Regions from separate parts of the Mus musculus genome. Here region 2 is linked to region 1. Evidence: chromatin loops called from intact Hi-C (ENCODE). Cell type or tissue: heart. All regions are shown on one strand.

Evidence for each region. Peaks named below come from ENCODE experiments on the same cell type or tissue, not always from the same donor. Only the 100,000 strongest peaks of a DNase experiment are listed, where the experiment ranks them.
Region 2: a loop joins it to region 1, with 2.2 times the contacts of the local background. A loop is called at or near these places in 5 of 42 quality-filtered maps.

Annotation. Positions count from the first base shown.
Region 1 is chr1:11,232,799-11,235,298 of GRCm38, forward strand. The region is part of intron 35 of Prex2 (phosphatidylinositol-3,4,5-trisphosphate-dependent Rac exchange factor 2); the gene reads left to right. Among named protein-coding and RNA genes, the nearest start is that of Gm24173, 100 kb to the left of the region's middle. In heart, a CTCF peak has its summit at 1,269 (motif pointing right); no DNase peak of the experiment used is centred here.
Region 2 is chr1:11,457,415-11,459,914 of GRCm38, forward strand. All of the region lies in intron 1 of A830018L16Rik (RIKEN cDNA A830018L16 gene), which reads left to right. Among named protein-coding and RNA genes, the nearest start is that of A830018L16Rik, 45 kb to the left of the region's middle. In heart, no CTCF peak of the experiment used is centred here; a DNase peak (open chromatin) is centred at 1,127.

The sequences.
Region 1 (2,500 bases):
TTCCTCTTCCTCTTCCTCTTCCTCTTCCTCTTCCTCTTCCATTTCCTCCCTCTCCCCCTCCCTCCCCCTCCCCCTTCCACTCCCTTTCTCCCTTTCTCCCTTTCTCCCTTTCTCGCTTTCTCCCTTTCTCCCTTTCTCCCTCTCGCCCTCTCTCCCTTCTTTCTCCCTGTCTTGGATCCTAGTCAAAAACCTAAGCTTTTTTTTTTGCTCAGGATTTTGTCTGAAGGCGACCCTGTGCCCTCGCCTTATACCATGCAACTGCTTTGGTAAATATGAAAACTCTGTTGAATCCAAACTCAAAACGGAGTAGCTTTTTCTTCTACTTAACTATCTTCCTCCTGCCTTCAGCTTCGGAGATTTGCAGCTTGCCTGTTTTATTTTATTCCCCCCCGCCCCCCCGCCCTTGGAGACTGTAATAGAATGATCCTCAAAATTCCTTCTGTACCCATTTTAAGTCTTTTATTAGCAAGACTAAGACCCCTAAAAGGGAACTGTGAATTTCCTTGATAATTCAAAGGCAAGAAAAATTAACGATAGCCAGTGAAAGTGAGACTGTACCTTATAAGATTTTATTTTCAACAACTAGCATATATTCTTCTCTCATGAGTGAGCTGCTTGACAGATCACTATTAAAATTACTTGAGAGATTAGACCATCCTTTTTTATTCCTGTAAAGTTAGCATAAAAATGTATTTTATAGTATTTATGTATATTTCATATATCTACATATATTCATATGCATATGGAAATACTATTATAAAATACTTTACTTTTATATATGATATATTAAATATGTATATGTGTATACATATATATTCCATAGTATACACTCTTCCTCATCATTCTCCTTCAATGCCCTTTCTCCCTGTTGTTCTCTGATTAACCCCTTCCTCCCAGATCAATAGTTCTCTCTTTTATATGCATGTCTCCTGGATTCCATTACTAAACTATGTTTTCCCTCTCTTGACATCTCTTCCTTCCATCTTATGATCCTCCTTATAATTTCAGGATCACACACACACACACGCACACGCACACGCGCGTGCATGGGTGTGGGGGGTAACAGAAAGATGAATTTTTATAGTCTAATAAGATGCTGTGGTATCTATCTGTATGAGTCTAGCTTATTTTGCTTAACATTTGTTTTTAAAGGACAATTTATTTTGTTCTAGCCTGAGTCTTAAAAACTAAAAAGATGATTCTCTTGCAGCTGTTTCGTTTTCCCTTCATGAATGTGGCTGCACTCTGAAAATTAAATACCTAAAATGACCAGCAGAGGGTGTGTGTTGGTCCTGGTGATTTCCTTCCTCTAGTAACACTAGCCTTACCTAGTCTCACACACCTGTCCTTTCTCCAGTGCACTCTACTTCACCCAATGTCCCAATGTTTGTCATTTCCAAGAAGTCCCTAATTTTTTCCATTACTTATATAGTCTTCCCTAGCAAATGTATTCTGAGGTCCCAACGATTCAGATTTGGAATGTCTTAGCCTATTTCAATTTTGTTTTCTTGTCTATGTCACTGTTTCTCAAAAGTATATATTGTACTAACTCCATCCATAGGAAAGGAAAATGTTAACCTTAAAATTCATAATCAGTTTGTTTCTTGTTCCGTGACTAAGAAGCATCAGCTTAAGACATTCAAATTCAGTCTTGAGAAAATCTTTTTGTGGACGATTATTACTGAGTAGAATTTTGCCTTCCTAACTTGTGAAAAATATTTCTAGATTGCCTTTGAATTAGATGCAATATTGAAGTACTTCTACAAAATTCACAATCTTGAGCATGTATCCAAATTCTCCTTTTAAGAAAATGGATCGGGCCGAGCGTGGTGGCGCACGCCTTTAATCCCAGCACTCGGGAGGCGGATTTCTGAGTTGGAGGCCAACCTGGTCTGCAAAGTGAGGTCCAGGACAGCAGGGCTATACAGAGAAACCCTGTCTCGAAAAACCAAAAACAAAAGAAAGAAAATGGACCACTGTTGAAGCATTCTGCTTAACTCTGTCTCAAAGCACCAGTCCTGTATTTACCGAGTCAGTATTATGCTTCCAGACCATTCCACCTTCTGAGTGGAGTTGTTAGATAGCTTTGGTGTCCCTTTTTATATTTATCAAAATGGTTCTTATAAAAAAAAAGCTCTCCACCCATATGTGTTGAATTGTGTTACTAGTATTGGCTACTTTTGTAATGCTGTGACCGATTCCTCACAATAAATGAATTGACAGAAAATTTTGATTTGTGATTACAATGGATATTGTGCATGTGTATGTAGCATGAGTATGACGTGGAGGGCTCCTCGTTTCTTTATGGTAAGGTCACAAAGAGTAAGTCCTGAGACCAGTCTGCTCAGATCAGCTCGAGGACTGCAGAGGATGAGCAAGCAGACTGCAGAAGCTACAGCTTCTGAGACAGACCCCCGTTTCGGGCTCCAGACATCCGGGCACCTTCCCCAACAGAGGAGAGGTGACCACCTGGGAGGGCTCTGACCACCAGAGCAGGTGA
Region 2 (2,500 bases), 220 kb after region 1:
TTTAAACTGGGGGCTCTTATCTGTTGCCCTGGTTGCAGTAGATCTCATGGGATGCTTTCAGACTGTTGGGTCTTCAGTGGAGCAGTCAAGCTATTGTCGTGTGTGAGGATGTTCTCCAGGGGCATCTACAGACTATGATTTTTGTTTTCCTGTGTGCAGCAGAACTCCAGGAAGGCTCTCAGTCTGTCAGGTCTGTTGCCCTGCATGCCACAGAGTCCTTTGGAATTCTTCAGACTATGGTGTCTTTTGCCAAGTTTCCCTGTGTACAGAGGAGCTCCTGGGATACCTTCAAGCTGTGGTGACTTCAGGGAGCAGACCAGCTGGTGATCAGTTGTTTAGTTGTCCTGTGTGCAGCAGATCTCCTGGGATGCCTCAGGCTATAGTGTCAGTTACTCCACTGCTCTGAGTGCAGTGGATCTTCTGAGATAACTCAGGATATGGTACCTTCAGGGGAGCAGACTGGCTTGCAGACAACTGCTCTGAGTGCTTAGGATCTTCTGAGATGTCTCAGTATACAGTGTCAAGTGCTCTGAGTGCAGCAGATCTTCTAGGATGGCTCAGGATATGGTATCTTCAGGGAAGCAGACCAGTTAGCAGTTTGCCCCAGCAGAAAGGACCGAGCAGAAGGGGAGTGGTATTTGGGGGACAGGGATTTTGGTGGGTAATGGGTCCAGAGTCCACTGGGCTCCTAACAGCAGTCCTTGGACTTTGCAGGGGTGGGGGCAATGTTCTTACAACTGCTTTGAGTGCAGCAGGTCCTCTAGGATGGCTCAGGATGTAGTGTCTTCAGGGAAGCCTTGCTCATGTCTTTAATCCCAGAGGCACATGCAGGTTTATGTAATTGAGCTGGATGTCAGTATGGTCTATGCTACCCGTTCGAGGAAAGCAAAAGTTACATATTAATACCCTCACTTCCCATGTCTCAATAGCAGAGTTCAGAGCAGGACACAGAGAACCATTCAAGCCTACACAGGCAAAGCAAACTTGCAGAAAGGCATACCAGAAGCCAAACTCAATAAGCTGTACTTGCTCAGGTTAGTTTTCAGTAGTCTGGGTTCCAGTTGCCAATGACACAGCGTGGAGCAGCTGATGCAATCTTTGTCTCCATACAGCAACAGCATATCAGCAGCAGCAGCCAGCACCTGCTACTTGCACTGCTCTTGCCAATATTACAGCTCTTGGCTGCACTGCTACAGCACTTGGCCTCAAGTGCTGAGACCATTAGGCTGTCAGCTTTGGCCCCTCCCTGGAACTCTTCTAGGCATCAGACTGTGTAGTTTCTGTCATTGGCTCCTCATGGCCTTCTGTCTTTCTTCAGTCTTACTTTTCACCTTAACCACCCTCAATGCTTCTTCTGTCCCTTGTCATCTATGTCCCCTCTGTTGTCCATCCTGTCTCTCCACAGCCACTCCCTGGAATACTTCAGTCACCATGTTGCTGACAGTGTTGCTGTTTCTGCTTCTGCTCATTCACTATCACCCACATATTCACATATTTCCCCATTGGTGCTGCATCATGTTGTCAACCCAGCTGACTCCACTTACTATAAAAATCCAAAGCCAGCAGATCAAACAGACAGACATGCAGACAAACACAGTCCCTTGAGATAGTACTACCCTTGGACCTAATGTAATAGCACCAGAAACAGAGTATGTAAGTGGATTCCAGCTCACAGGAACAGTGGAACAGTTTCTTCCAATAGACAAAAATGTGGAGGAGTCACAATATGTGAACTCATAGTATCATCTATAATGAGGGACTCTGTTTACACTAATCATAGCATAGCCCTTTTGTTTTCACACTGATCATGGCCACCTGGTGGGCTTTCAGAACTGACCATGGCCACCTGGTGGGCTTTCAGAAGTTCCTCCTCTTTTTGAGCTGGGCTAGTGCTTTGGCAGTGCACAGTGTTATCAGTTTTTATCTGTGGTTTGCTCTTGCCCTGTGTGGAGGGTTGGGTCATTTTCTCTTGTCTCATTTGAGGCCTATGGCATGCAGGCTTGGGTATACCTGCCTTTTCATGTCTGTGGCATAGTGATGAGGACAATAGTTACATGATGGCCTAAAATGAATAGAGGCTTCAGAGTCTGTGCTGCCAAGGGTTGTCCAGATTTGTGCTGCAAACTGCACCAACTAGAAGGTCCCTTCAGGATGAAATCCCATGAGCAGACATTCTGACAACAACATATAAGTATATTTTAAACCCCATGACACTTGATATCCCTTGTATATAAAACTGAAGCTTCCTTTGGAAAGAACTATCAAATTGTTTTTTAATTTTTGTAATGTGAAGGACATGGGTAATTATCTTTCTCAGCTGTTTTTCTGTATTTATCATGTACTTAGATATTTGTTCAGCTAAAGAGGTTTAAATTAAAAATATGAAGGTATGACTGAGTAAAACATATGTGTGAGTACACACATGTACACACATGCACACACATGTACACACATACTCATACACACAAGTACACACACACATTTGCAGACGTGGCAATTT